7 separate regions of the Mus musculus genome follow, and regions 1, 2, 3, 5, 6 and 7 are each linked to region 4. A link is a loop called in an ENCODE intact Hi-C map of the cell type or tissue named here. Cell type or tissue: left cerebral cortex. All regions are shown on one strand.

Region 1 (4,000 bases), 420 kb before region 4:
ATGAGACTAGAACATTCTTAGTAGTGTTCTAGAACGTTCGTAGCTTTCTAGGTTATATAACATTAGACTGCCTTGCTTCGAAGCATCAGTCAGAGGATATCTTGAAATAGAAGATTAAACACAACTGGTTAAGTGGTCCAGAATCTGTCGTCACCCCCATTTTAGACACGATTCAACAACAAGTTCAACACTGCTTGCTTTATCATGAAGTAACCATCAAAAGATGATCAGAAGCACACTGTTACTGGAGAAAGCTAATGATAACCTCTGAGGACTGATTTGTTAAGAGAAAAGGAAGCAGAAAACCACCTGTTGGGTCAGCTGATCAGAAAACCTAATGGAGGGGCGCTTAGTTCTATTGGTAAGTCATGAAGACTTGGGCACCTTCAGTCATCTAGACGGGTGGACAGAAAGGAGACCCTCACCACTAGGCTCTCTAAACAAGCACAGGAGTGTGTGGCCTAGTGAATGTCTTCTGTGCATCTCCTGGAAGGTAGATGTTGAGAGGCGAATACTCCCTAGAGCAGTGACAGCGTATCTTAAAACAGGCACACAGCCATCAAAATTTCCATTTATTTAAATTCATTTGGGGGGTGCATTTGGGAAAACAAGTGTGCCAGCAGCTGAGGATAAGGCTTGATTTTGCCCAAGAAATTTGGCACAGCATTGGGATGCCTGATGGACAGGGAGCTCCTTCCAAAGCTTGGGTGTGTGGTAGTCAGAAAAGCAGGCTGGATTTTGTCCCCTTTCATCTTTCAGGGTACACCGGAAGGCCACAGGCCACTGGTTTGTGCCATTCTGGTTTGAGTGCACCATACTCTCTGGGGAAAGCAGAGAAATGCAGCACACAGATAGCAGGATCGGGCTAGCTTTGCACTCCCTGCTTTCTCAAATCGACTGAAAACAAAAGACAGGAAAAGAAACCCGAGTTCTAATGCAAGCAGGAACTGTATACTTGTTCAGGGAATCGATCTAATAGCAGCGCCTGGCGTTCTGTCTGCACTCCAGTTTTGAGAATGTATAGCTTATGTATGTGTCTGGTTGAGGCTTTTTTTTTTTTTTCCTTTGGAGAGAAGAGGCCTCCTGGAAAGAATGAGACTATGTCTTAGAGTGAGCCTGTGGCCTGTGACACATGCCTGCCACTGAAGGAGGGTACAAGCTGATAAACAGTCCCTTTCACTCCAAATGAAAGCAGTTGATTCTTTGAAGCGTGTCCTGACTGTCCCAGTGGGCTGAGAATCTGAAGGGAGCGGGAACCGATAGGTGTCTGTTTCCAGTCTCCACCCTAACCCCATCTCCTCACCATCCTGGCCCACGAGATGGTAAGGCTGCAGCTTAACTGAGAAACCTCAAATGGTACCCAGGAGGATGTGGGGGTTATGGGAACAATGTTTGTAAACGTAATGTAAATGTTATTATCTCACCACACATTCCTATTTGCCTTGCTCTCAACAAATATTCATCTGTCGAGGTTCAATTTCTTACTGTTCCCTGAGGAACATTCTAGATGGGAACCCATGGTCTTTGTTATTACTACTGTTCACTGTCACATGTGGGTCATTTAAATTCTGAATCTTTGACCTTACAGGCTGGGGTTTAGGCGCTCTTAAACTCTGGGGCGTAAGCGTGGGTCTAACAATGTGAGCTTTTCACCAGCAGGTGGCACCGCTTGCTAGTTTATGTCAACACGGAAAGGGACAGTGGTTCACTGGCATTCAGCATTTCCTTTGCAAACTCTGAGCTCCCTGGATAGAAAGGCTGGTGAACGGTTGCTTCAGTGACACCATTCCAACATTTCCCACTGCAGCCAGCAAGGGCCAGCCGCGCATGGCAGTGCATGGCAGTGCATGGAGCAATGACTGAGCCCAGCACCTGCCCCTCCTCCACTGCACTCACATCCCTCCATTCTGTGCACCCCACTCACCTCTGATTGTGCCTTCGCTTCCTGAATGAGAGGGAGGATGGGGGATTTTGACCCCACTAATGATAAAACGGCCTGTAATCTCTGCTGGTACCCCACTGAGGCAAGGAGTTGATCCAAACTAAGTAAAAAATAAAAAAAACATTGGACAGAGATTAAACAAACAAACAAACAAACAACAGCCTCTCCATTTCCTAAGGATTCGTCTGGAAGGTCTTCCTGCCAGGCTGTGGGTATTTTCCCACCTTTCTGCCTCCTGTTGGGCATCGGTTCTGCTCCACAGTTTACTAGAGAATCCTACGAGGCCAGCATGAGTATCTTTCACTGACAGTGTAGGAAATGAGCCTAGAGATCCCTCTAAGATATTTAGGGACCAGTACAGGAGCGTAACAGACAACTTCTGACATGTTTAGAAATTGGAGGCCCCAGCGGAACATTTTAAAACATTGAGAGTCCCCTGCTTAACTCTGGCTGTTCTTAGGGCCCCAAAGACTCCCTGAAGCACGGTCCTTTCCCCATGCTACTCCTGTTCTCAGAGCCACACACTGGCAAGCATATGTGGCTTCCAGGACTGATACTGACTGAAATGCAGTGTGTGGTATCTGGATGGATCCTAGAATCGGAAAGGACATTGGTGGAATCGACTCAGCAAGATCTGAAGTTTGTGGCTTTGTGCATATGGTTCGTTGTCCGGGGTTAAATCCTCATTTCTCACTCATGGACCAGGGTTGTGTAAGGCAAGTGGTTAGGAGGAGCTGAGGAGAGGTAGCTCGGGACTCCCCTCATTACCTTTGCAACTGTTTTATAAACCTGGAAGTGTTCCCAATGGAAATCAGCCTGTTTGTTTAGGTAGGTACTTACTTCACTGACCAGCTTTTCCCAGAAGGCATGGCCCGCAGAGATTCACCCCATTCCCTGGATCCAGTGGGCACTGTTGGAGAGCTGTTTCCTTTGGGGTAGACTCTGTTGCCACCATTCACAGGACACGAAAGGAAGGCTGATCCATTGACATCCGCGTGGCCTCTAGCTGGAGAGCTGGCTGGAGAGGTAGCTGGGGAGCCTTGCGACCTTCTGGGGGTTATCTCCAGTTGGGTTCTAAAGAGCACAGCCCCTGGGCTGGCAGAGTAGTCCTCGCCACTACACAGCTTGTCCAGGTCTGGCATGCTCAAGGCTCTCAGCTCCTGGAGCTTGGATCGGGACACTGGGGAGGGCTGGGCATGGCGGACAGAGGACTTGTTCCTCTTGATGGGTGAGGCTGGGCTCCCTGTGGAGATGGGAATACCCACGGGGACAAGTGATTTCTTTGGGTCTGGACTGTGGCCCTTGTTATTAGTCTCTGGCGGATTCTGCCTGGAGACAGTCAACGTCACGCTGGACGGGGACTTTGTCATCTGCGGGAGAAGGCTGCTGGCCTCACTCTGGTTCTCGCTGCAGGAACTCAAGCTGCGTCTCAGTGACCTTGCGGTCCCATCACTGGGTCTCCCCGAAGTGATGCTGCCAGATGACCGTCTGTTAACGGGAGGCTTGGAGCTCACGGATAAGAACGGGGATGTGGCAGACTTGGCCGCAGGCCGGTCAGAATTGGCCAGGTTCTCGAAAGACTTGATCCTTTGCTTCACAGAGAAAAACGAGGTAGATTCATGGGGCCAGCTCTGCTCACAGTAGTAGTGTCTCCTGGTGACTTTGAGTTTGTCTGGGATGAGGCCGCTTGCCTCGGGGACCGCACTGACATCCCCCACATCCACTGGTGGTGGGTTCCTAAGTGTTTCCAGTAGAGGTTTCACACTGTACACGCCCTGTTCGTTAGTCACGCCTTTGGCTGACTTCTCAGAGAGACTGCCACTCATTGCAGTGACCTGGGGGTCCTGAGGCGAGTGACTTGGGCTGGGTGGGGAAAGACCTTCTCGTCCAAAATGGCTCGAGAACTGGGCTGGCATGGAATAAGTCCTGGTGGCTGGCCTTGGTGTGAAGTAGGGGGGCTCTTCTCCGGCCAGGCCTACGGGTACGCCATTTTTGGGCACCCCGACTGAGGCTGGCATTTGGCTTGATTTGCCCTGGGAGTAATCTGGCATTTTGGAG
Region 2 (4,000 bases), 590 kb before region 4:
TGAGATGTTGCTTGCGTGTGACCCAGAGCCCTGAGTCTGATACCTTTCTGGGTCACCTTGGGAGAGCCTCAGAGCACTTTTATGAAGACTGGCATCCACTATTTTTACTCTTCTTCATCTTTGATTGTACTATCTGCCTGCCTTGTGTGTCCTGCGGGTGGTGTGGTGTGTGTGTGTTTTATTTTGGGTGTTTAGCTATCCCACTCTGAACCATACCACTCTGTAGAGACCCATTGTCACCTGACACCCCTTTTCCCTGCATGCAGTTCTGGAGAGAGAACACAGGCCTCCACCATGATAAACAAGTATTCTACCACTGAGCCCCAGGCCAGCCCGCCTTTCTTTGTACCACTTTTCCTAGCTGGTGAGTTTGCAGTTTCTGAGATGCTTTCTTGTTGGCGGATGACGTCGGTGGCCAGAACCCTTTCACCTTTTAATGCAGTTACGCCTGGTCCTGCTGATCAGAAGTGGGAACTCCAGAGGCAGAAGCCTTCACTAAGGCAGAGCACGGTCTGTCAAGAGTCAGCACTGAAGTTGTTAAACATGATCATATTTTTCCCTCTTGTGATCCAAAAGGACTGCAAATGACAGCCTAACATGAAGGGTAATGGTTAACTCTGGCTTTGGGGTCTGTGCCAGAGTAACCGGAACTGGTTTGTCATTGATTTGTCTAAGTCAGTGAGGCTGACGGGTAAGATCCCGAATCACAGCACAGGACCTTTGCTCGTGTTCTGTAATCTCTTCAGAGGGAAGCCGAGATCTGCAGGAGGCAGGAATCTGGGCCCACCTTGCTACTTGATAGCAGATGCCTAGAAACATCTCAGCTCTACTGTCTTCACTCAGCCTCAGGCACAGGTTGCAAGGAATGTCTAGCAGTGTGCAGCAGAGATGTTGAGCTCTGTTCCAGGGGGGCATCTGGTGATAGCTTGAGCACAAAATCACTTTTCATGTGAAAATGGGAAGCCTGTGTGACTTTCTATGTCAGAAGCCACAGTGTTCATTGTAGAAAAATGAGATGAAGTTATGCAAAAAATAAGTACAAGTTAGAAGCTTGTGCTGGTTGTTGTTAGGCCTTGCAGAGGACCGAAGTTTGGTTCTCAGTACCTCACCACTGTAACTCCAGTTCCAGGGCACCTGAGTCACTCTTCTGGCCTCCTAAGATACACACTTGTGGCAGACTTTCACACACACACACAGAAACTTTAAAAAAAACAGTGCCAGCCACACAATGGGCAGAGGACCTTGCTGCCAAGCCTGAGCACTTGAGTGGGCCCTAATGGTGTGGAAGGAGAGAGCCGTTTCTACAAGTTGTCCTTTGACTTCTGCATTATGGCATGTGATCACCCACACACGTACACATACTCTTTAAATTATACATATGTACATATATTAAGAGATTACAAACTTGCTAATTATAATGCATCCTGTTAGATGTATGTGCACAGCATGTGGCTTTGGATGGGGCTTACCAAAATGGAACTAATATTACCAGTCATAATCTCAGCTGCTTTTTAAACCAAAAGTGCACATTGTAAACACCTCTCCATGCCCGTTGTTAAGGCACAGGCAGGCTTTGTGTCTCAGGGAAGACACAGTGATGGGAAAGGCTGGGCAACACAAACAGCCAGAGTGACTGATGGGAGGATTTGGGATTTAGAAACCAACGCTGCGTGACAGTTCTGATTCTTCAACCGTACTGAGAGTTCTTTGCTGAGCCGCCTTGACATTATAAGATAGGTCCATTTTATTTTTGTGTGTGAGTGTTTCCCTTGCACGTGTACTGCATGTGTCCTGGTGCCCGAGGAGGTCAGAGGAGATCATCTGATGCCCCGGAACTGGAGTTATAGATGGTTGTGAGTCACCATTTGGGAGCTAGGAACTGGATCCAGGCTTTCTGCAAGAGCAGCGAATATTCTTCACTGCCGAGGCGTCTCCCCAGGCCTCCTGGTCAGTTTTAAGGCTTAGATAGCTGTGCGGATGTGCAGCGACGGGTTCAGAGGCTTGTACAGTCAGCCAGCCAGGCAGTGCTAGGAGGCAGACCTGCTTTGACAGAAGCACAGTCCCTTGTGATGTGATGGATGCTAAATAGAAGCTTTGTGCTGCTTGTGTGGTCTTTAAAACTGACCTGGAAAATAGTTCTCAAAGGGCTGCTACAGACACCCATGTTTGCGTGGCATTCCAAATATGGTTAAAATGTACTTGCTCATGGAGTTTAGTCAGTGTTTGGCTTGGAGATCCTAATAATAGTACCAGAGACTTGTTTTGTGGATTTTTTTTTTTTTTTTAAGATTGGGAAGAAAATATAATTTGTCTTCCATTTTACAGATATGTAAACTGAGCCTGCAGGGTTAAATGACCTTGCACTGGGGCACAGGATTACTGAACAAAGAACTGTCTCCTAAAGAGCCAGCAGTGACGGGGCCGAGCCAGGCCCACAGGGACTCAGGAAAGGTTTTGTATGGTCCTGAGTGTATAAGAAAGCAGGCAGAGCAAGGCATTAGGAGCAAGCCAGGGAGCAGCACCCCTCCACAAAGTTCCCTCAGTGATGGACTGTGACCTAGAAGGTGGGCCGGACAAAGCCTTTCTTCCCCACTGTGCTTTGGTCAGAATGTTTGATCACAGCACTAGAAGCTCCGAAACAGGGAGAAAAGGCAAGAAGAGCCATAGCCATGCCTTTCCTCTTTATCTCGTCTTCTTTTTATCTAAGGAGACAAACACATCGTTTCCTAGTCCTTACTTAGGCCCATTTCTTTGGTGAGCCATGAGTCTGTAAGTTTCAGAAGAGAACCTGTGTATTGCCAGCATTTTGATCCTACCACACAGTGTTTAACCGGGACGGTCTGGCTGTGCCTCGGTCTTCTTTCCCTTGTTTTTGTGGACTCAGAGAACTTTGATTAGCAGAACAGGCTTGTCCACATATGGCGCATGTAGCGCACTGCAGTGCTTTCTCCTTGATGTCTTTCCGTGAGTTTCCTCCGTGGCTTTTGTTAGGTGCTAATCTGGGAGACTTACTGAGCAGGTACAGGGACCTTGTGTTTATTGCAGTGTCTAGAGGCTTTGTTTTCTAATTCAGCAGATGTGTACACAGCATCTGCTGAGTCTACCAAGCACCCAGAGATAGGCATCCAGTCGAGCTATAGCACTCTACAAAGTAGACACAGTGAAATGGAAAACACGTTGTCTTATATGTATTTTGAGTCACTGTCTCCCTAAATAGCCCCAACTCTCCAGGTTGATCTGGAAATCAAGACCCTCCTGCGGTAGCCTCCTGAGTGTTGTGGTTTCAGATGTGCACCACCATGGCCAGCTTGAGGTGTGTTTCTGCTGATCACTGACTTTGATGGCTTTGATGGCTAAATACTAGGAAGAATAAATTATAGCTTATCCTAAAACAGACATCCTACCCGGTCCTAATAGTAAAAATACTTTGCTATTTGGTTTTGTTTTGGTTTGGGGTTTTTGTTTTTGTTTTGTTTTTTGTTTGTTTGTTTTGAGACGAGGTCTTTTTTCTTTAGCTTGGCTGTCTTGGAATTCACTCAGTAGACCAGGCTGACCTCGAACTCACAGAGATCCACTTGCCCCTGCCTTCCAAGTGCTGGGATTAAAGGCATGTGCCACCACCACTTGGCTCATAAAAATACTTTTAAAGGCAGAATTTAGATGCATTAGTCTTTTGTTTATTTGTTTCTTTTTTTTTTGCGTTATGGTGGGGAGGTGTAGACAGAGCCCTGGCTGTCCTGAACCTCACTCTTTAGTCCAGGCTGGCCTTCAACTCAGAGGTCCGCCTACCTCTGTGTCCTGAGTGCCGGGATTAAAGACAGGCACCACCACCTGGCTTATGTGTGTTCATTTTTGATGTTTTTATTACATTTAAATTTAGCACATGTGCACACACGTGCACTCCTGAGCGCACCTCGGCAGGTGTACAGAGGATCACTTTGAGGAGTTGGTTCTTCCCTCCCATAGTTTAGGCCCCAGGCATTGAGCACAGGTTGTCAGG
Region 3 (4,000 bases), 520 kb before region 4:
ACGGTCTGCTCCTAGTTTATCCTCCTCATTCGTTCAGGACTTGATAAACGTGTCCTGGGTTCTGGCAGGCCCCACAGCAGGCAGAGCCCAGGGAAGCACAAAGCTGTGCTTTCCAGGAACCCCCACACCTCCACCCTTTCCTATCCTCTGCGTATATGCATGTATGAACACTCGTGTGGTTGGCTGGTGATAGGCAACCAGCATCCAGACAAATACTCAAAATTCCAAATGATAATAAGATGCTCTGAAGAGGGTTGATGAGATAGATGGCTCAGCAGGTACAGGAACTTGCCACCAAGTCTTAGGGCCCTAGTTCAGTCCCCAGGACCCAACAGAAAGAACTGACCCCTTTAAATTGTCTTGTGACCTCCACACATACCCTCTTGTCTTGTGTCCCCACACAAAGTAAGTAAGTGTGGTTTCTAGCTATCTGAAGACAAGGTAATTGGGTGAGTGAAAGAAAGGGCTTGTGTGTCCTTGAAATGAGCTAGTGCAGCATCTTTGCCCTGAGGGGGGTCGTCTATCATAGATAGATGATGATGTCTCAGTTTGACTTCTTGCTGGAAGGGACCTGAGTTCATAAAGCAGGGAAACCAGCTTTGTTTTTCTTTCCAGATGTGAAAGGTGAGCTTGTCCTGAGCAAATGACCTAGGAGAAGAGTGTTATGTAGTTTGTTTAACACTGAGTTGGAACATGTTGCTCGTTTTGTTCTGGATTGTTTCTTTGACCTATCCCACCTGCAGATCCGGCTTCCCCTGCCTTTGCTGGTCCACACCTGGAACACCCTTCCCAGTCTGGCTAACCCCTCCTGTGTCCAGAAAGCCAGCCTTGCCTGACACTCTCCTGGAATCTTAAATAGGCTCTTGTTGCCACTCAGACTTATTTTGTAAAGACCGACTGACTTTTATATTATATGCATTTGTGTTTGCCTGCATGTGTGTTAGATATGTACCACATGTGTGCCTGTTACCTGCAGACAAAAAGAGGCCATCAGATCATATGAAACAAGTCACAGGTGGTTGTGAAACCACCATGTGAGTGCTGGGAACTAAACCCAGATCCTCTTTGAGAGCAGCAAGTGTCCTTAACCACTGAGCCGTCTCTCCAGCATCTCTCCCTCAGCCCCCTTCCCAGACTTCTTTCTTAGATATTTGTTATATTCTTGAAAGACACAGCTTTCTTATTCCCCCATCTCTCCGTCTTGTGCAATCTGTGGTCTCTCAGTTTCGTTCCTTTCTTGGTTTTGGCCAAGGGTGTGGAAAGCATTTAATGAAGGGATAAAATGGAGTGTTTCCTGTCCAGAAAGGACAATAGGAGATGGTTCCTGTTGAGAGCTAGCCCCGTGCTTCATGCTTCCTCCTGACCTTCCGTGGGACAGACTATAACCTGACTAAAGCCCATTTTCTGAGCTCCTCTGATCCGTAGTCAAAGAGGGGCTGTTCAGGGCAATGGTTACACCGTTATTATGGTCCATATTTACAGCGCCATCCTTGGGGCAGGACAGATTGGAGCCAAGCATCTGGAATCGCGTGCACATGTACACATAGGCAACACTTAAGGGCTTGTGTGTGCCGCCATTTCCTAAGAGGTTTAACTGAAATGGAGGGCACACCCTGAGCCTGGGCAATAGTAGTCCCTGAGCTGGTGGAGCCTAGGCCAAACAAAATGAGAAAGCCAGCTAAGCACCAGCCATCCCTGCTGTCTGACTGCTCACTCGTGTCCAGCCACCTGATGGGCTTGCTGCCATGGAGGACTGTACCTTCAAATTGTGAGCCAAGATAAACCATCCCTCCCCCCCTTTTGGGGGAGGAGGAGGGGAGGTACTTTGTAATAAATAGCATCGAAGACACTAATTCATAGGTCTATCAGGAATCTCCCAGCAACCCTTGCTAAAGGCCATACACCACCCTGAAAAATACTAGGATAGGGAAAGGAGAAGTGTCCTGTTTGCCTGGATTCCCATTTGCCAGAGAAGTATCCTAGTGTTTACCAGTGAAATTGAAAGCCTGACTGGCCTGGGTAATGCAGCCAGTGTTTTGCATACAATTTACATGTATTTAAATATTCAAGAGGAAAGTATCTTGTTCAATTGGTGGTTTAATGCTTTAACAACAGGCATTGGTAGCCTACTTTGTGGTTTAGATTATAGTCTTGTCTTCAGTAATTAAAGAGTATGAAGTGTATAGTTGTGGAAATTATGAGCCTTTTGGCCACTTATAAAAATAAACTTTATAGTCTTACAAAACAAAAAGCTGTTGCCTTTGAGTCCTAAGTGAAGGTATATTCAAAAACCCCTCTTCACAGCCGGGAGATGGCAGCACACAGCTTTGATCCCACCATTTAGGAGGCAGATCTCTTAAGAGTTTGAGGACAGCCTGGTCTAGCGTTCCAGGATAGCCAAGGCTACACAGAAAAACCCTATTTTGAAAACCACCACCACCACCTCCAACAAAAACCAACACCAACACCCCCCCCCCCCCAAAAAAAACCTTCACAGCAGTGTGAGCATCGTGAGTGCAGTGCTTGCTATACCCCAGCAAAACAGGCACAGTGCATGCCTTTCCTGGGTAGGGAAAGAATGCAGGCATGCCACAGCTTACCCCTCAGGAGCCTGATAGATTTTACAATTGTTTGACCAAGAGGGATGAAAGAGCCTGTGCCCAAACTGATCCAGTTTGTAGGTGAATCTGCTGAGGCTTCCAAGAATTCAGGTGAAGACAGGGCTGGATAAGAAAGGACTCAGTAGGGCTGGAGAGATGGCTCAGCCGTTAAGAGCACTGGCTGCTCTTCTGAAGGTCCTGAGTTCAAATCCCAGCAACAACATGGTGGCTCACAACCATCTGCAATGACATCTGATGTCATCTTCTGAAGATAGACAGCTACAGTGTACTTACATATAATAAATAAATAGGCTGGGCGTGGTGGCGCATGCCTTTAATCATCCCAACACTTGGGAGGCAGAGGCAGGCAAATTTCTGAGCTCTAAACCAGGGCAGCCTTGGACAACCTTGACTGGAGTTGGGGGGAGTGGGCAGGTGTTTCATTGTACTTAAATTTACATCAAAACAACAGAACACAGAGGCTTGTGATGTAACTCAGTGGTAGGATACCCCAGCTAGCACTGCAAGGCTCCTGGATTCAATCTCTGGCAAGTGAAAAGAAAGAGAAAAAGGGAAGTGGGAAAAAGTAACCAAGTGGCCATGGCTGTCTGATGGTCCGTGGTTACTTTGTGACAGTTGGAAAACTAAGCCGGGTTAAAGCTTGTGTTATTTGATAGGCATTTCCTTTGTTTCTTTTGAGACAGGGTCTCACTATGAAGCCCTCCCAGACCTGGAACTCACTATGTAGACCAGGCTGGCCTCAAACTCACAGAGATCTCCCTACCTCTGCCTCCGGAGTTCTGGCATTAAAGGCATGTACCACCATGCCTGGCTATAGGTTTTGTATTCGGGAAGTTTCTAATTTAGGAAGAAGTTTAAATCCTCCTAGAAATAATTGGAGACAAAGGAGGGGAAATACATACAGTAGTATATTGGTCATTTAAGGAAGAAGAGATGCCCCAGCCTTACCAAGCTACCTGACCCCAGAAGGATATGATGGAATTCAGAAAAGAGGAAAGTGGTCGATGTGGGTGGTCATTTGGAAGTTGAGGAAGGAATGTTGTCCCCTCCCCCAGCCCCTTTTCTCTATTCTCTTGGTCTCTCGGCTTATCTTCTGCTGTCTAGACTACAGTTCTCAACCTTTTCCTCCTCTGGTCCCCTCTTGTCATGTCCCCATATACTTTCAGTGATTCGTCTTAACATAGTCACATTTTTTGGCTTGATTTCATGTGTGTGTGTGTGTGTGTGTGTGTGTGTGTGTGTGTGTATCCATTCAAACTCTGAATTGCTATTATTCAAGGTAGAAAGCATTTTGTGCATGTGTCAAGGCTGACATTAAAGATGCTGTTTGATCTCAATCCTCATGGACAGAGGAGCCTTTTCTTAAAGTGTTCTTGGTC
Region 4 (4,000 bases):
TTTTTAGGGTATCTGGAGTCTCAGGATATTCTATAGTCATGTGATAGGTGGCCGATAGAGCCTGATAGGTTTCTTAAGCCTTTAAGGAAACCCCATGAGGGAGAGGCAAGGCAAGTCTGCTGATTATGCGTTAGAGTTCTGAACAAAACACTTACCAAATAATCCACCTCCATATGCAGAACTAAAGAGAGCCTCATAAATGACAGAGGCAGTGAAGGCGATGGACACCATATGAAGACAGATGCTAAGCCTTATCTTGTTCTGGTAACCCTTCAGAATCTGCAGGCCCAAATGGAGTCGAGGCTCTCAGTAACAACAGTGCTCAGGTCCCTGGAAACCAACCTGGGTACCTGTTGGCTTCAGCCACAGGCCAGAAACGTCACCCATAATGAAGCGAGTGGGGAACTAGCCATGGGCTGCCCCGCTCAGCTCCAGGCTTAGGGACCTTTAAGTCACTGAAAGGCAGAGAAGCTAGAAGGTGAACTTGGGTTTGCCCTCAGTAACATGGAGACCGACTCATCTGTAAGAGAAAGTTATGTTTCTCAAAGAGGTTTCCCTTGTAAAGTGTCTTTTCTGCACCTGGAAGAAAGGAGTGGGGGGGCAGCGGGGTTGGGTGTGTGTGTGCCTGAGGGAGGGCTCACCCCCCCCCCCATGCAAGGCCTGGGCTTGACCCCCTCACAGTGAAGAAAAGAAGGACCTAAATTCACATAACAACGTACATCTGTTCTAGGACGCTTTTCCAGGCCGTGCCGTCTTAACTGGGTCATCCTTTATTCTAGTCTTTGTTTCAAAGTCTGATAGTATTTAGGCCTGACGGTTAAATGCTTTTTCTAAAAAAAAAAAAAAGATCTACTCTAAAGACTTTTTTTCTTCCACATATACGGGAGGTATAAGGGATTTAAGTTAATAAACATGCCTGCTTCTCTCCTGTTCATCTTTCTTTTATTATAGGGAGTTCCAGTTTAGCTATGAAAAATAGAGGAAAGAGGTCTTACCACTGCTACCGCTGCTTTCTCCTCTGACGTGGAGGGCTTGTCAGGAGGCAGGAGAGGGCCTCAGAGGTCCCTGTCCCTCTCATCCTGAGGAAGCAGTTAGCACAGTGCACCCAAAGTATGCACAGGGGACACTGAACAATGCAGGGCCCTTTATGTCCTCAGGCGTTTGACTTCTGGCCCACTGCTGCACTGACCACAAGATCCCTACAAATAACTCCCACATGAGAGAGAGGCACAGAAAGCTTGTGGGATGTTGCATTAAAACTGGATACACCTAGATAGAGGGCACAGCAGGCTCTGAAGAGCAAGAAAGGGCTCGTTTTTTTGTGTCTAGTACCAAGAATGCATTGCAAGCCCACTTCAACGAACAAGTACTCCCTGAATAGTGAGTGCTACGTTTGAAAGTCCCGGAAAAGGGATTTCACTTCACGTTGCAGATTATCCAGGTTAGCATGAAAAGAGGCCTAACCAACACTTTATACATGCAAATCGGGCACAAGATGTTCTTTTATTCAATTATTTATTGGGCATCTGCTATGGGCTGCCATCAGCATTCAAGGCGCTAGAAACAGAACGTTCTACAGTTGTGACACATATTCTTGTGATTTCGTTCACTCGCAATTCATCATTTGGATATAAAACAATATTGCCAAAAAAAAAAAAAAATCAGTTTTAAAGTGTGAGTGATATGTGGTGGTGCAAGCCTATAGTCCCAGCGACTGGAGAATCTCAAGTTGGAGGCAGCTGGAGCTTCATAGTGAGTTCAAGATGGAGCTGGTGTTCCGGTCTGTAAACTCTGGCTATTAGGGATGCTGAGGCTGAAGGAATACAATCCTGGGTTATAGAGTCCCAGAGATCAATAGCCAAGAGGGTTACATAGAGATCCTGCCTCAAAAAAGTAAGTATTGGGGATGTGGCTTAGTGGTAGAGCCCTATCTTGGCAAAACCCTAGGTTCAATTCATCAGCCCAGCAGACTATTTCCAAAAAAAGGAAAATTCATCAAGACTGCTGTTAGTTCCAACAGCACTGGAAAGATCTGAAGGGTAAATTAGAGAAGAGTCAAATTTTTACTAGGAACCTCTTTTACTCATCACACACACACACACACACACACACACACACACACACACACAAACACACACACACACACACACACACACACACACACACACACACACACACACACACACACACACACACACATACCTGGCCTCCATAGCAACAGGAAATTGTGTCTTTACTTAATCCGGTAGTCTACTGCCACCTTGTGTCCAAACTCCTCAATTACACAGTGAAGTAGTGCCATTTGCAAAGGTACTAAGTTAATTTACTATTGCCGTTAAAGGACAGAAGGAAGGAATCTCTCTTACTTCTCTAGGGTCCTAGTCTTTCCATTGGCTGAAAAATTATCAACAGATGAAAGAAAAAGGTGTGTGTACTTACACTCACCAGGGCTTTGCAGGAAGCCACCACCTTAGTAAGATTCACACATCAATGTAGCTGGCTTTATAGGGGAGAGGAGAATTGAGGGATGCTGTAGAGGGGGTAGCACATTTTTAAAAAGGAGAATTGAATGGCCTACAAAACACACAGTCAAAGGCTTGGGTCAAAGGTCACTGGGCTCTACATGTGGTATTTGATTTTTTTTCCCCAGTCTCTTCCTCTGATGAATTTAATCTTCTTTGGTTAATGAAATTTCAGTAAGAGGATTGAAGGTAACTGTGTGGCTTTTTTGTTGTTGTTGGACCTGCGGATCGGGAGATAAGGGAACTGCAGAGCAAAGCTTCTCCCTGCACTGTCAGGGAAGGAAACAACAAGGGACCTTAATTCTTCTTAGGCCTTCCAATTTCCCTTAGTTCAAAGTGCTCAGCACCGCTTGGCGGAGGCATTTGCTGAGTCCCCACACTGCTGCCATAAATTATCACAGGCTTGGTAGTTTAAAGACAACCCAGGCGGTTTCATAATCCTGCATTTGAATCATGCATTTGAAATAGACCTCAGCGGGCTAAAATTAAAGTATCAGCAGGACCCACATTCCTTCTCAGAGCCTGGCGGAAGTTTGCGAGGTTTGAAGTTTGCGCCTGTGTTGCCTGGTGGTCCCTTCACAGTTTGCAGGGCCGTCGTGGGGAGTGGGATCATCCTCGGGGTGCAGCGTTCTGACACTGTGTCCCCGTCCCCTTACAAGGATCTTCTGATTACCCTGGGCCCATCACCAGGATATGCTCCTGTCTCAGCTCTCTACCTGCAACCTCAGTCCTCCCCAGCCGTATCGCATCCCCAGCCGTATGCTCCTGTCTCAGCTCTCTACCTGCAACCTCAGTCCTCCCCAGCCGTATAGCACAGCCCGTTTATAGGTTTGATAAACTAACATATCCTCTTTGGGGCAAACAGCATTATTTTGCCTTCCGAAGAATCTATTAATTTTTTTCTGGGAATACACATGCTACTTATATTCAGTCAGATGGTAGCCAGTAAGTCTGACTTTCTGTGCCCTTGTTTGTGACGTGGAACTAATGAAGAGAAAAAGAAAGATCTCTGTCACCATGTCTAAAAGTGTTTACTAAGTGTTTAGAATTCCCCCAAGTCCCCCCAAATACACACTATTGATCTTAACTAGAAAACTCACTGAATATAAAAGTAGTGCTGGCCAGGCAGTGGAGCGCACACTTGTAATCCCAGCTCTCAGGAGGCAGAGGCAGGTGGATCTCTGAGTATGAGGTCAGCCTGGTCTACAGAGTGAGTCCCAGGACAGCCCGGGCTACACAGAGAAACATTATGTATAAAAACCAAACCAAACCAAACCAACAACAACAACAACAAAAACCCAAAAACAAAAAATAACAAACAAAACAACCCAAACCAAAACCAAAACCAAAACAAAAACAAAAAACAACGAAGTGGGCATATGAGACCAAATACTGCTTTATAACATAGAAAACATGTATGATTTTTGTTGTCTTTTTTTTTTGAGATCCGGTCTTCTGTAGCTGAGGTGCATGGCCTT
Region 5 (4,000 bases), 210 kb before region 4:
GTCTTGATGAATGCCAGGAAAGTGAGCTACCACTGGGATACAGCCTCAAATTGTTTTTGAGGCTATCAGCTGTCCTGGAACTCACTCTGTAGACCAGGCTGTTCTCAAAATCAGGGATTCACCTACTTCTGCCTCCCAAATTCTGGGATTAAAGGTGTGTGCCACCATGCCTGACTGGTTGTAGTTTAAATTGTATACACATGGGTCCTTACAATACTGGCCCTTCTCAAAGCTACACAAAGTGAACAAGGAAAGATAGAGCCTTGGCTTTCTATTTCTGTGAAAGCCAGGCTGTGAGGTGTCTTGCCTCCCTTCAGAAGTCTCTAAGAGAGGGTAAGAGGTAATCCAGGCACCAAAGCTTGGATTTCAAAGACCCTCTTGTGAAAGAAAAATTGAAAATCACTTGGGGACATTTAGTACCCAAACATGAGAGAACAGAAATGCTCAAACGCGTTCAATACTCAAGTAAGAAAGGTGAAGCAGAAGTCAGCCTTCCTGCAAAAGACTCAGAAATGCCCACGGGGGAGGGTATGAAGTCAGACAGTAGTACTTTAATCACGCCAGATGCCTCCCTCCTTATGCTTCCTAGTGACAGCAATTCCTAGAAGTACTTCTAACAGTTTAGAAGTGGGTATCTGAAGTGAGGCATTGGGGGTTTCCTCTTCCTGGGTGGGAGTGTATGGCCGCACCGGCATTCAGTTCCAAGTCAGGTATCAGCGAAGCAGGTGGTTGGAAGGAAAGGAAGCACATCTGCATGGTGCGCTGCGTCACAGGCGTCTGCATGGTGGGCTGCGTCACAGGCATCTGCATGGTGCGCTGCGTCACAGGCGTCTGGATGGAGCGCTGCGTCATGGATGTCTGGATAGAGCGCTGTGTCATGGATGGCTGGATGAAATGTTGTGTTACTGGCATCAGGATGGAGGGCCATATCACGGGTGTCTGCATTGAGCAGTGCATCACGGGCGTCTGGACGAAGTGTCATATCACAGGATAGAGCACTGTATCAGAGAAAGTCTCCCATCTCATATCATCTCTTCCGTCCCAAAAGCAAGTGGACCCAGGGCTGGGGATGAAGCAGGCATGAAAGCCTGGGTTCAGGCCCCAGCATCACATCGAGCAGGCCTGGCAGTACATGCCTGTGACTCCAGCACTCAGGAGGCAGAAGCAAGAGTGTCTGAAGTTAGAGGTCAGCCTCTGCTGCTATATAGTGAGTTTGTGATCAGCATGGGCCTGTCTCAAAAGCCAAAAACAGTGGACCCTGAAATGTCACTCAATAAATGCCTGTTGATAAGTGTTTACAGACACGGCCAGCTTTTTCTAAGAACTCACTCGATTAGTCACTATAACGCTAGAGACTTGGTTACCTGATTTACCTTAAAAGAAATTTCTGGTCTAGGCAGTAGTGGCACACCTTTAATCCCAGCATTCAAGAGCAGAGACAGGCTGAGTCTGTGGCTAGCCTGGTCTACAGAGTGAGTTTCAGGACAGAGAAACTAGAAGCTGGCGTTAAAGACTCTGGGGACTCCTTTATTCATCTTGAAGAGCCCAGCAGGGTGGGTCATGCAATCACTGTCTCGTCTTCTGTGGGAACTGGGGGGAAGGGCAGGAATGAAAGTTGGGGAAACAGCACATTTTGGTGACTCAGTATGGTTCAGGAGGGGCGACTCAGCAGAGACCTCAGCCTGAAGAGCACAGCTGTGAAGCACACCCAGCTGGGGGACAGACAGCTCCAGCACACTCTCTCACAGTGCTTGATTTCAACCACAAGATGGCAGACGACGGCTCTCAGATTCTCCACTGCCTTGGCCTGGTGGCACTTAGAAATCTAGGGAAAGCAAGCTCCGTGCTTCTTTCCAACAGCAGCAATGACTCTTGTCACCAAGTTGCTACAAGCTACACCTATGAGACGGGAGGTTTTTAGGGTGTGACCCCTGCTTTTGTATGAAATGTAGAGAAACTTAACTTTCTATTTGTTTTGATCACAAACTACAGGATATAGAAAACTATCCAATGCCATTTGTTATTATTTATGGGTTTGAAAAAAAAAAGTTATTGACTCTGAGTCAAAGGCATAAACTTGATCTCTGGGAAGATAGATGACCTCAGGAAAGAACTCCCCCGAGTCTTAGTTTCTTCCGTGATACCAGAAAGTAGGACTTGAATGAGCTGGAAGAGATTCCAGAAACCAAGCCATGAAAAGAACTTGCACGAGAAGGCAGCAGGCTGAAAAGAATGGAGCTGGGTACCATGTGGGTCATGGGCTGTTTCTTTCAGCCTACATCCTTAGGGGAATGGGCTGTTCCACGTGGCCAATTTTCCAGATAATTGAATTGTAAATGCTGAAATTTGTTTTCCTTTTAACTTTCTGCAATGGAAATCTTCTTAGAGAGCATGCTGAGTAAAATTTAACCTTTCGTTAATATCTCTAGGTCACCACCTATAGACTATATATATAGTCTTGCATGGAGTACTAGGTGCCTCTGGGCACACATGCAGGGAGACAAGACCCTGTGCTAAGCGGCCCCAGGGACCATATTATAAAGCTATAATTGGAGAATCTTCCTTTCTCTCTGTCTCCTACTACATCACCACCTGCAGTCATTTCTCCAAGTAACACCTTCTCATACCCTCTTGACACTCTGCCTAAATCTGCTTTAATCCAGACAGAACTCAAGGTTGCCATGGGTAACCAGTCTAAGATTGTACCAACCCTAAATTTATTTTTACACATGATTTGGAGGCAGAGGGGATTGAAGGCTGCTGCTGGCTAGGGCTGATACTCAGCTACTCTTTATTGCATGGCGTGTCTCTGTGCCATTTGGCCAGTCACCTTGAGTATGTCTGGCCTATATCTGCCCAGTGAGATTTTCTTCTGGGATCGTACAGACTCCTCATACTCCAGGAACACATTGGCACTATCGTGGCTGGAGCACTTAAGACCCTATGCCTGTATGTGTCTTTGACTTAAGTGGCCAGCACCCAGACCATTGAAGCTACACAGTAAAATAGCTCACTGCTAATCCAAGGTTTCAATTACTTGTGGTCAAAAAGGTCAAAAACCTTCAGGACAGCGAGATATTTTGAGAGAGAAAGCACATCCACATAACTTACAGTAATCTGTTATGATCGTCCTATTTAAATATTACTTATGGTGGCTAACCTTTCGCTATATTTAATACATACTAAATTTTGCCATAAATATAGCCCATCAGTACAGGGTAAGGGACTGTCCATGGATAAAGGGGACCACTGTCCTGTCACTATCATCTCTTGTGTCTGAGGAGCTGGCAGGGTTTGAGGTTCTTTCGTTCCAACTCAAAGGCCTATTCTCTGTTGTGACTTGTGCTGTGGGTTCAGGTTGCCCAAGGCTGGATGGGCGAGATGCTAAAAGATCCTCTGGACTGGGTATCTTCCTTGTGCCAGCTACATAGTCACCGTGTCGATAAATCATCTTCTCTCACCCACCAAGCAGCTCTTATTAGGAAAACAGAGTCAGCCTCCCATGCCAAGGGAACAGTCACAAGGCTTCTGGAAGTCGCCCTGACTCCTTAGAAGGCCTGTGTCCTCTGGACTGTGCTATGTTCACATTTATTAACCTATAAAAATTTCCAAAGCCCACATTCTGAAAACAAAAACATTTTAAAAACGAAACGTGGGCCTCTTTACGTTTCAGAAAAGTCCATTTGTTCTTGTCGGGGTATATGGGCTCCATCTTAATTAATTCCACATTTTGTTACCAATTTGGAATAATCTGTCTCCAGGGAACAGATCTGGTTTACTTATAGAGAGCTAGTGGAGGGGGTGACTAGGGTTACAGAATATTCCTTGTAGGAACTAATCTAAAAACCTTCCCCATTTCTTCCTGCACCAAACAGAAGTAACATTTCGGAACATTTTGAAAAATCCCATCTTTTCCAGAATGGTAGCCAAGAATTTTATAAACAGAGGCTTCTGCCATGTAATTACCAGCTTTGTCTTTAAGGGGCGGGGAATGTGACAT
Region 6 (4,000 bases), 820 kb before region 4:
ACTCCCCATGTGAGGCCACAGCACCAGATCATAGCAGCGACAGTGGTGGGCCGAGAGGGCGTGGTTACCGGGAAGGTCTGTTGAGTGTCTTAAATACTCTTCCCTTAGATGTCTTCATACATTTTAAGGGAGTGAGCTAGCAGCAGTTATATTTTTTATTATTTTTTTTGAGATTATAATCACATCATTTCCCCCTTCCCTTTCCACCCTCTGAGCCTTCCCATATACCCCTCTTTGCTCACTTTCAAGAAAATGGTCCCCCTTCCTCTATTAACTGTCATTTCATGCAAATATGTTTATGCATATATATTACTAAACATACAAATACAACCTGTTCTGTCTGCATAATGTTACATGTATATATGCTTTTCAGGGCTGACCACACGGTATTGGATAGCCAGCAGGCGTGCTCTTCCTTCTCTCGGCAACGTAGAGTAGCCTGTAGTTCTTCATGTAGGGTTGGATCTTCTTGGGCCACCCCACCCGACCACCCCAACCTCACCCAAGTTAGCATGTCTATTTGTGTCTTCTGTAACCAGCCCATGTTTAGTCAGTAGGTTGCTGAGAATTCACAAGTGTAGCCCCTGGTGTCCCTAGCTTCATCTTTTCATCACTTATCTTCCTGTATTTTCAATTATTCAGTATTTTCAATTATTTTAAGAGTTCCACACAACATATTTTTCAGTGGCAAATAATATCTAAGAACCAACACAAGTAACGGTTGGGGGTGGCCTGGTGCTGCTGTGCATTCAAATGCTAAATTCTGTACTCCAAGATCTGGCTGCCCCAAGAATTCCCACATATGCCAGCCTTTGTTGGGTAAACCTTGTTCCCCAATTTAAATCTATAGGTTAAATAAAAGTGGTAAATTCCTGGGGAGAGTAGGAGGCGGCAGGGTTTTAGTTACCAGGCAGGGATCACAGGCAGGGACCAAGAGGAGAAGGAGAAAGGGGGCGAGAGAGAGCACAGAGGAGAAAGAAGAAGGGAGAGGAGGAGAGCTCCATTAGACTCGATGGACCAGGAACACGCGCCAGAGTCAAAGGGTCTGCCAGGACAGACAGCTGGAGCAGAAATAGCCTAGAAAGACTCAAACAGCAAGTATCTGGGGAGCAGAGCTGGGGAAGTAGCCAGCCTCGCTAGAGAAGTGTAGTAGGGTGGTTTACCCCGTGACCGCACTAAAGCTAAATGAACGCCACATAATCTGAGTCTCGCTCACTTGAAAATCTAACAGGGATAGAGGACTCCTGCAAAGTTAGAGCTTGAGGAGAGACAAGTGTATTCTGGATAAAAGTTACTCAAGCTGGCTGATCCAAGATTAGAGATGACTTATGAAAATGCATGTAGCCTGACTTGTTCGTTCTACATAAAATTTTAAAATTAATACTCTGTTTGCTAAGGATGCCCTTAAAGTGTTTTCAGCTTGTGCTAAATCTACCCTGTGAGCCAATTTCTTTGCCATGCTTTTTAAAACATACGTTATCCCCATAGGTGGAAACGTCATCAATTTAATTTATAACGGATCTTTTCCCCAGGTTTGCTTTTTTTTTTTTTTTTTTTTTTTTTTTTTTTTGGACAGTCTTCCTCTTGTAGCTCAGGCTAGCCTGGAATTTACTATGTAACCCAGGCTGACCTCAAACTCAAAGTCCCACTGCCTCAGCTTCCTAAATGTCAGGGACTACAGCCATATGCCACCAAACTCAGCTAACTTAGATACATTTTAAAAAGAAACAAGTTCATTTGTTACTGTAAAGCAATATTTATATTTATGGCATTTGTTCAAAATCACATCAGAGCGTTTATAATGAAGATGTGGCCACTACACTCCAACTTTCCCATCCGTTTTATGAACAAATTGGTCAGCTTTTTCCTTGTCTTTTTTTTTTTTTTAAGATTTATTTATTGGTTATATGTAAGTACACTGTAGCTGTCTTCAGACACTCCAGAAGAGGGCGTCAGATCTCAGATTACGGATGGTCGTGAGCCACCATGTGGTTGCTGGGATTTGAACTCCGGACCTTTGGAAGAGCAGTCAGTCGGGTGCTCTTAACCACTGAGCCATCTCACCAGCCCTCCTTGTCTTTTTTTATTGAAGTTATATTAACTGAAGTGTTAAAGTTTGACAGGTTTAATAATAAAAATTATGTCTTTATTTTTTGTTTGTTTGTTTATTTGTTTTTCATCTAATATTTGTTGTGTTCTGTGCTGTGTTTTGTTCTGGTCCCGAGCTGACTGGAAATCATCTATTTCACCAGTTTGACCAGTGTGGTCACCGTTCTATCCCCTTCCTAGCCACCAGGTGGTGCTGCAGGACCGTCTCCCTGTTGCTTGCGTGCTCCTTGAGCTGCGGTAGAGCTGTCTCAAGTGTGACACAGCACGAACTTTCCAGATTTCCTTGCACGGAGCTCTCTTGAGTGTGTGATCCAAAGCCATCAAGAAACTCCCTGTACACAGTATTAATTCATAGCTCACGATACGTCTGGCTTCCTAGGCAGCCATTCATAGGCCACACCTATGTTTAAACATCTATTGGCGCTACAAAAAAAAAAAAAAAAAAAAAAAAAAAGCAAGAAGAGTCCAAATTTTCCAGTCACAAATAGAGAATCGAGTTCTGAAGAGTCCACCTGACGATCAGCAACAGTAGTTCCTCGGCCTGATGCTTTTATAAATCATCAAGACCTTTTTCAACAGACGCTTCCTCAAAGACGTCTGCACCAGACAGGGAGGAGAATGGAACCTGCCAATAGTCAAGTGTGCCACCACCTCCTGCAATAAGGCTTCCAACTGGCGCTTGGGACCAGGAGTCCCATTTCCTGCCTGTATATCTGCCCTGGCCACATTTCAGACTTCCACATTCACTGACTTCCACCTGGTTTGCTCAGGTAATCTTGCAACCAAGCTTGCGGGTTGAACATGGTAGGAACACACTCTGCCAACTGTAACCTTAAAACAAACCCTTTCTTCCTCAAGTTGCTTTTGCCAGAGTGTCTAATCACCTTAAAGGGGAAAGAACTAAGGCACTCCACAGAAATGTACTACATGGGGGGAACTTCCAGACCTGTGTTGGCGAATACTATGGTGTCAGGAGCGAGAGCCCTCAGGGAAGACAAAGATGCTCCGCCAACCCTTCCATTTGGCTACTCGCAAGCTGTATACCTCATCGTAAAGTAGTCATAAATTGAAGCCAGACATAGCAGGGCAAACCTGAACTCTCAGCACTTGGTTGACTGAGCAGGAGGCTTGTGAATGTGAAGTTACTCCGGGCCGCACAACAAATATGTCTCAAAAGAAGAAAAGGCTAGCCCAGGCAGGCATGCCACTAGAACAATCGCTGAGGGCTTGCATCTGGCAGAGAGATTGAGATCGGCCTGGGCTTTTGAACTCTCAAAGCCTACCTCTAGTAACATTATCTCCAGCAAGGCCATGCCTCCCAATCCTTCCCCAAACGCTTCAGTAACTAGACCAAGCATTCAAACCTAGGAGCCCAAGGGGGGCCATTCTCATTCAAACCACTACAGGCGGTTTTGGAAAAGTACTTTACCTCCAAACTCTTTCAGTGGAAACATGGAAGCATACATGTGTGCGTAGATATATCTACAATTTATTTTCAAACAGCAAGACAAAAAACATTGTGAATTAACGAGTGAAGAATATGTTTCCTATAACCATTTGTTCAAATTTCTCATGTACTACAAATGTACTACATGGGGGGGGTGGGGGGGGGTGGGGACGGACTTCCAGACCTGTGTTGGCGAATACTATGGTGTCAGGAGCGGGAGCCCTCAGGGAAGACAAAGATGCTCCGCCAACCCTTCCATTTGGCTACTCGCAAGCTGTATACCTCATCGTAAAGTAGTCATAAATTGAAGCCAGATTGGTTTCCTATAACCATTTGTTCAAATTTCTCATAGGTTTGGAGTTTATGAATGTAAAACCAAGCCCGAAGTAACTGAGGTGGGAAAAAGAGTCCAAGTGTCTAGTACAGTGAAGCGTAAGGGTCAGG
Region 7 (4,000 bases), 110 kb before region 4:
AACTTATAAATGCTACTTCCATCCCCTTGGGCAGCACACTTCAATGTGTATGGCGCGGACACACGAAAACCTGCAACCTTGTCCATGTAGAACAGCACCGACCCCCAAAGCAGCTCACGATCACCAACCCTGGAAGCAGTCCAAACAAAGATAAACCATCTTCTCTTACCTCCAGCCCCACCACAAACCAAAGCCTGGACCCTGGAGGCAGATGGCTCGGGGCTGCAGGTATTCTTGGTGGCAAAGCAAGCTCCTGGCTTCCTAAGCCCTGGTCTCTCAATCATACTAAGGGGACAATAATGACTCACATGCTGATGTCAGGAGCAATAAATGGAATTATTATGTAAAACTGTTAGCATTTAGTAGATGCTTACTACTGGTTTCCACCCAGGCCCACTCCCCTTCTCTCCCTCCGGTGCCAAACAAAGCCAGTCTGATAAAATCTGGATTCATATCATAAGCCGGCAGCTCCCATCTCCTGCAACTCGATCTTAGGAGATGACAAAGGAGACAGAGACTGGCCCTGGATGGTGAACCTGGAGTCACATCAGTGTGCAGAGCACCCTTGCTAGGTCCCAATGTCACCAGGCTCCTTGGTTTAGAATACAGGCATCTCAGAGACCTCCCTGTACCACAAAGCAGCTTTCAGGCTTTTGTGCCGACGCCGCGCAGCATCCTGTACTGGCTCAGTGGCAGAGGAACGGCCTAGAAAGTAGATCAGGCAGAAATGCACTCCCCAACTCAAAACAACATAAATTTTCTGCAAACACACATGAGAAAAAGTCTGACAATACCAAGAGGATGCCTACCTCCTTGAAGAAAACTGACGTTCCTTCCCCCAGTAGCCAGCAACTGTCAATTACTTTCAGATAGGGGTTCCCACCTATCTGATTTCATAAGCCCCTCCCTGATGAATAAGACAGGTTTTGGGGTTTTTGCTTTGTTTTGTTTTTGTTTTTTTGAGACAGGATCTCACTATGTAGTCTTAGCTGGCCTGAAACTAACTCACTATGCAGACCCAAGCTGGCCTCTGGGACTAAATGCATGAGCTACTCAGTCTGGCCCATTAGTAAGTGACTTAATACAAGCACTGCTTGAGTTAGCCTAGGCTATGTCAGAGAGCAAGAATTCGAGGCAATTTAGCATTCTAATGTCATTCCCCATTTCCCCAGCTTCTTACTACACAATGTTCCTGTTGTCTGATGGCATTCACAATGCCCATTTCATTCTGTTCTTAATTTTTAAAAGTTAATTTTTAATTATTTCATATACTATATTTTGAGATAGGAGGGATCTTGTGTGTGTATGTTGGAGGTGTGGGGGAATTCATGTCATTCTCAATAAAGTACCAGTTCTATGCCAGGAGAAGGTTAGACCTCAGGTGAGTTATGCTCAGTGTGGTGGTTTAAATGAGATTGCTCATAGGGTGGAATACTTGGTTCTTAGTTGGTAGAACTGTTTGGGAAGGATGGGGAGGTGTGGCCTTGTCGGAAGAAGTGTATGACTGGAAGCAGGCTTTGAGATTTCAAAAGCCCATGCTGTTCTGAGTTAGCGGCTCATGCTTGCGGACCAGATGTCAGCTCCCAGCTACTGCTCCAGTGCTATGCCTGCCTGCCTGCTGCCATGCTCCCCACCATGATGGTCATGAACTCAAACCCTTTGGAACGATGATCTCCGTGTTAAACCCTTTCTTTTACAAGTTGCCTCAGTATTGGTGTTTTATGATAGCAATAGAAAAAAGACTAAGACACTTAGTATTGGGTTCAAGTTGTAACCTCTAGTCATGTTCTGCAAACTGATGCAGGGAGGTCAGATCTCTGTGACCTGGGGTTCAGGGGTGCTATGGTGACAACCCTCAGGTCATCAGGAACATCATGACCGTTTATGAGAGAGGGGCACACACATCACAGGATGGGGGGCATTCATTCCAATACCATTAGGTGTTGTATTGGCCAGTACTCATGGGTCAGAGGAGTCCAGAATCTATAGGTCTGGAGATGAAAGTTACTTTGGGTTCAGTTTGGAAGCACAGGGAGGTGAAGTGCATTAGCACACGCCAGAGGTCCCAATATTCGGGAGGCTGGGGCAAGACGATCATGAATTTGAGACCAGTATGAGCTACATAGCAAGTCCCTATTTTAAAAGTGACAAACAATGGCTGCCGTGTAAGAACATCTCCTCCAAGCATCCCATCCAGCTCGCTCAGACTTCACCTTTCATTCATTCATACAGTCCACCACCTACACTGTCAGGCCCTCTAGGGGGCAGTGTTGATCCCTTGGGGCAGTGGAATGAACTAAGCCCATCACTGCTATAGCTGGCCCCTTTCAGGAGTTTTAAGAAATAATGGCAGGTGGATATTTGCTTGGCTTAGAGGCGGTACAAATCCAGGGAAGCCCTGGAATGCTGATTTTTCCCCCTTTTTTTTCTGTCTTAAGAGTCTGTGGAAGTGAGAAGGATGGGGGGGGAGGGGGGCAGAGATAAGACAGCTGGCAGGAATGTAGAACTCTGGGCAAGAGAATCACAAACCATTTCCAGTAGGATTCTGAGGGAGCTGTGCTCCTGTCTCCTCCACGAAGCTGTCAGTAAAATACACATCCTTCAGCAAATACTTCTGATGACTGCCTGGGCAGAAATCAGTGAAGTGCTATTTCTGTTCTCAACACAAGGAGGAGGAGGTAGGAACAAAATCTGGGCCTGGACGTCCCTCACAAATACAAAGTGGTTCTCCCTGCCTGCACAGTTTATGGTGTAGTGGGAGGGAGGCTTTGCAAATAAATAAACATCTATGGTTGTGTGTGCCAAGGCCTACACTGAAAGGGATCTTGGGGGGAAAGCTGAAGGAAAACAAAACATATATATATATTTAATATATATATATTTATATATATTACCATTAGGTGTTCTATTAGGGTCAGAGGAGTCCAGAATCTATGGGTCTGGAAATGAAAGTTACTTTGGGTTTAGTTAGGAAGCACAGGGAGGTGAACTGCACTAGCACACATCAGTCAGAGGTCCCAATATTTGGGAGGCTGGGGCAGGAGGATATCTATATCTATATCTATATCTATATCTATATCTATATCTATATCTATATCTATATCTATATCTATATCTATATCTATCTATCTATATGTATATATATAAAGGTATTAAGGGACTGGAGAGATGGCTCTGTGATTTAATTGCATCTGCTGCTCTTTCAGAAGACCTGGGTTCGGTTCCCAGCACCCATATGGCAGCTCACAACCATCTGTTCCACAGGATCCAATGTCTTCCTCTGGCCTCCTCAGGTACCAGTCATGCACATGGCACACATACATACCCACAGGCTAACACCCATATACATAAACAAACAAACAAACAAACAAATAAATACATAAATAAATACATAAATAAATAAATACATTTTTTTGTTTATAGTTTTTTTTGGTTTGCATTTTACTTGAGACAGGCTTTCACTTTTGCGCAAGGTAGACTCAAACTCACTATCTAACTGAGGATAACTCCAAAATCCTGATCTCTCTGCCTCAACCTCCCATTATAAGTGAAGGGTAGGCAGCTGAATCAGACCAGAGTCTGGACTTCTCTGGGTAGCACCTCTGAGGACGACCTGTCAGAACCCTGGATGTGCAAGCGCTTCTGTCCTGCTTTGTATTGCTCTTCCCAGCATGACCACCATAATCATACAGACAGTATTTACCTCTTAGGGATGGCTGGATGGTGGTCCCCTCTGGTATCCATATCTCAGTTGTGAGAACCTGTGAATGTCATATTATTTGGGAAAAGGGTCTTTCCCAACATGATGAAGTTAAGGATCATGAAAGGAGATACTTAGCTTGTATCATCCAGGCTTTCCTGACATGCTACACCACATACACTTACAAGAAAAGCAGAAGGCAACCAGACATAGGCGTGAGGCAGAGGCAGCAGAGGAAGACAGCCATAGTGACAGATATATCTAAGGGATGTGTAATGCTCCCTGCAACTGGGCAAGGGA

Evidence for each region. A loop is a pair of places that touch in the nucleus more often than their neighbours do. Peaks named below come from ENCODE experiments on the same cell type or tissue, not always from the same donor. Only the 100,000 strongest peaks of a DNase experiment are listed, where the experiment ranks them.
Region 1: it touches region 4 in a loop (7-fold over the local background); 39 of 42 quality-filtered maps call a loop at or near these places.
Region 2: it touches region 4 in a loop (2.4-fold over the local background); 4 of 42 quality-filtered maps call a loop at or near these places.
Region 3: a loop joins it to region 4, with 3 times the contacts of the local background. A loop is called at or near these places in 8 of 42 quality-filtered maps.
Region 5: it touches region 4 in a loop (8-fold over the local background); 41 of 42 quality-filtered maps call a loop at or near these places.
Region 6: a loop joins it to region 4, with 3 times the contacts of the local background. A loop is called at or near these places in 5 of 42 quality-filtered maps.
Region 7: it touches region 4 in a loop (2.4-fold over the local background); 6 of 42 quality-filtered maps call a loop at or near these places.

Annotation. Positions count from the first base shown.
Region 1 is chr15:12,369,665-12,373,664 of GRCm38, forward strand. Pdzd2 (PDZ domain containing 2) reads right to left here. Exons shown (of 26, transcript NM_001081064.2): 21 at 2,783-4,000; 22 at 1,925-2,042. Among named protein-coding and RNA genes, the nearest start is that of Golph3, 50 kb to the left of the region's middle. In left cerebral cortex, a CTCF peak has its summit at 1,658 (motif pointing right); DNase peaks (open chromatin) are centred at 546 and 1,679.
Region 2 is chr15:12,207,104-12,211,103 of GRCm38, forward strand. All of the region lies in intron 1 of Mtmr12 (myotubularin related protein 12), which reads left to right. Among named protein-coding and RNA genes, the nearest start is that of Mtmr12, 4.1 kb to the left of the region's middle. In left cerebral cortex, no CTCF peak of the experiment used is centred here; DNase peaks (open chromatin) are centred at 690 and 2,011; H3K4me3 peaks cover 518 bases; H3K27ac peaks cover 1,468 bases.
Region 3 is chr15:12,272,256-12,276,255 of GRCm38, forward strand. No RefSeq gene overlaps it. Among named protein-coding and RNA genes, the nearest start is that of Gm52210, 46 kb to the right of the region's middle. In left cerebral cortex, a CTCF peak has its summit at 2,299 (motif pointing right); a DNase peak (open chromatin) is centred at 2,314.
Region 4 is chr15:12,793,313-12,797,312 of GRCm38, forward strand. No RefSeq gene overlaps it. Among named protein-coding and RNA genes, the nearest start is that of Gm41274, 3.2 kb to the right of the region's middle. In left cerebral cortex, a CTCF peak has its summit at 2,278 (motif pointing left); DNase peaks (open chromatin) are centred at 695, 2,274 and 2,959; H3K27ac peaks cover 1,768 bases.
Region 5 is chr15:12,584,562-12,588,561 of GRCm38, forward strand. The region is part of intron 3 of Pdzd2 (PDZ domain containing 2); the gene reads right to left. Among named protein-coding and RNA genes, the nearest start is that of Gm41273, 65 kb to the right of the region's middle. In left cerebral cortex, a CTCF peak has its summit at 1,768 (motif pointing right); DNase peaks (open chromatin) are centred at 1,783 and 2,706.
Region 6 is chr15:11,969,739-11,973,738 of GRCm38, forward strand. It overlaps 1700047G03Rik (RIKEN cDNA 1700047G03 gene), which reads left to right. Exons shown (of 3, transcript NR_040447.1): 3 at 1-345. Among named protein-coding and RNA genes, the nearest start is that of 1700047G03Rik, 4.7 kb to the left of the region's middle. In left cerebral cortex, a CTCF peak has its summit at 2,292 (motif pointing right); DNase peaks (open chromatin) are centred at 1,235 and 2,321.
Region 7 is chr15:12,687,657-12,691,656 of GRCm38, forward strand. All of the region lies in intron 2 of Pdzd2 (PDZ domain containing 2), which reads right to left. Among named protein-coding and RNA genes, the nearest start is that of Gm41273, 38 kb to the left of the region's middle. In left cerebral cortex, a CTCF peak has its summit at 2,264 (motif pointing right); DNase peaks (open chromatin) are centred at 2,322 and 2,558.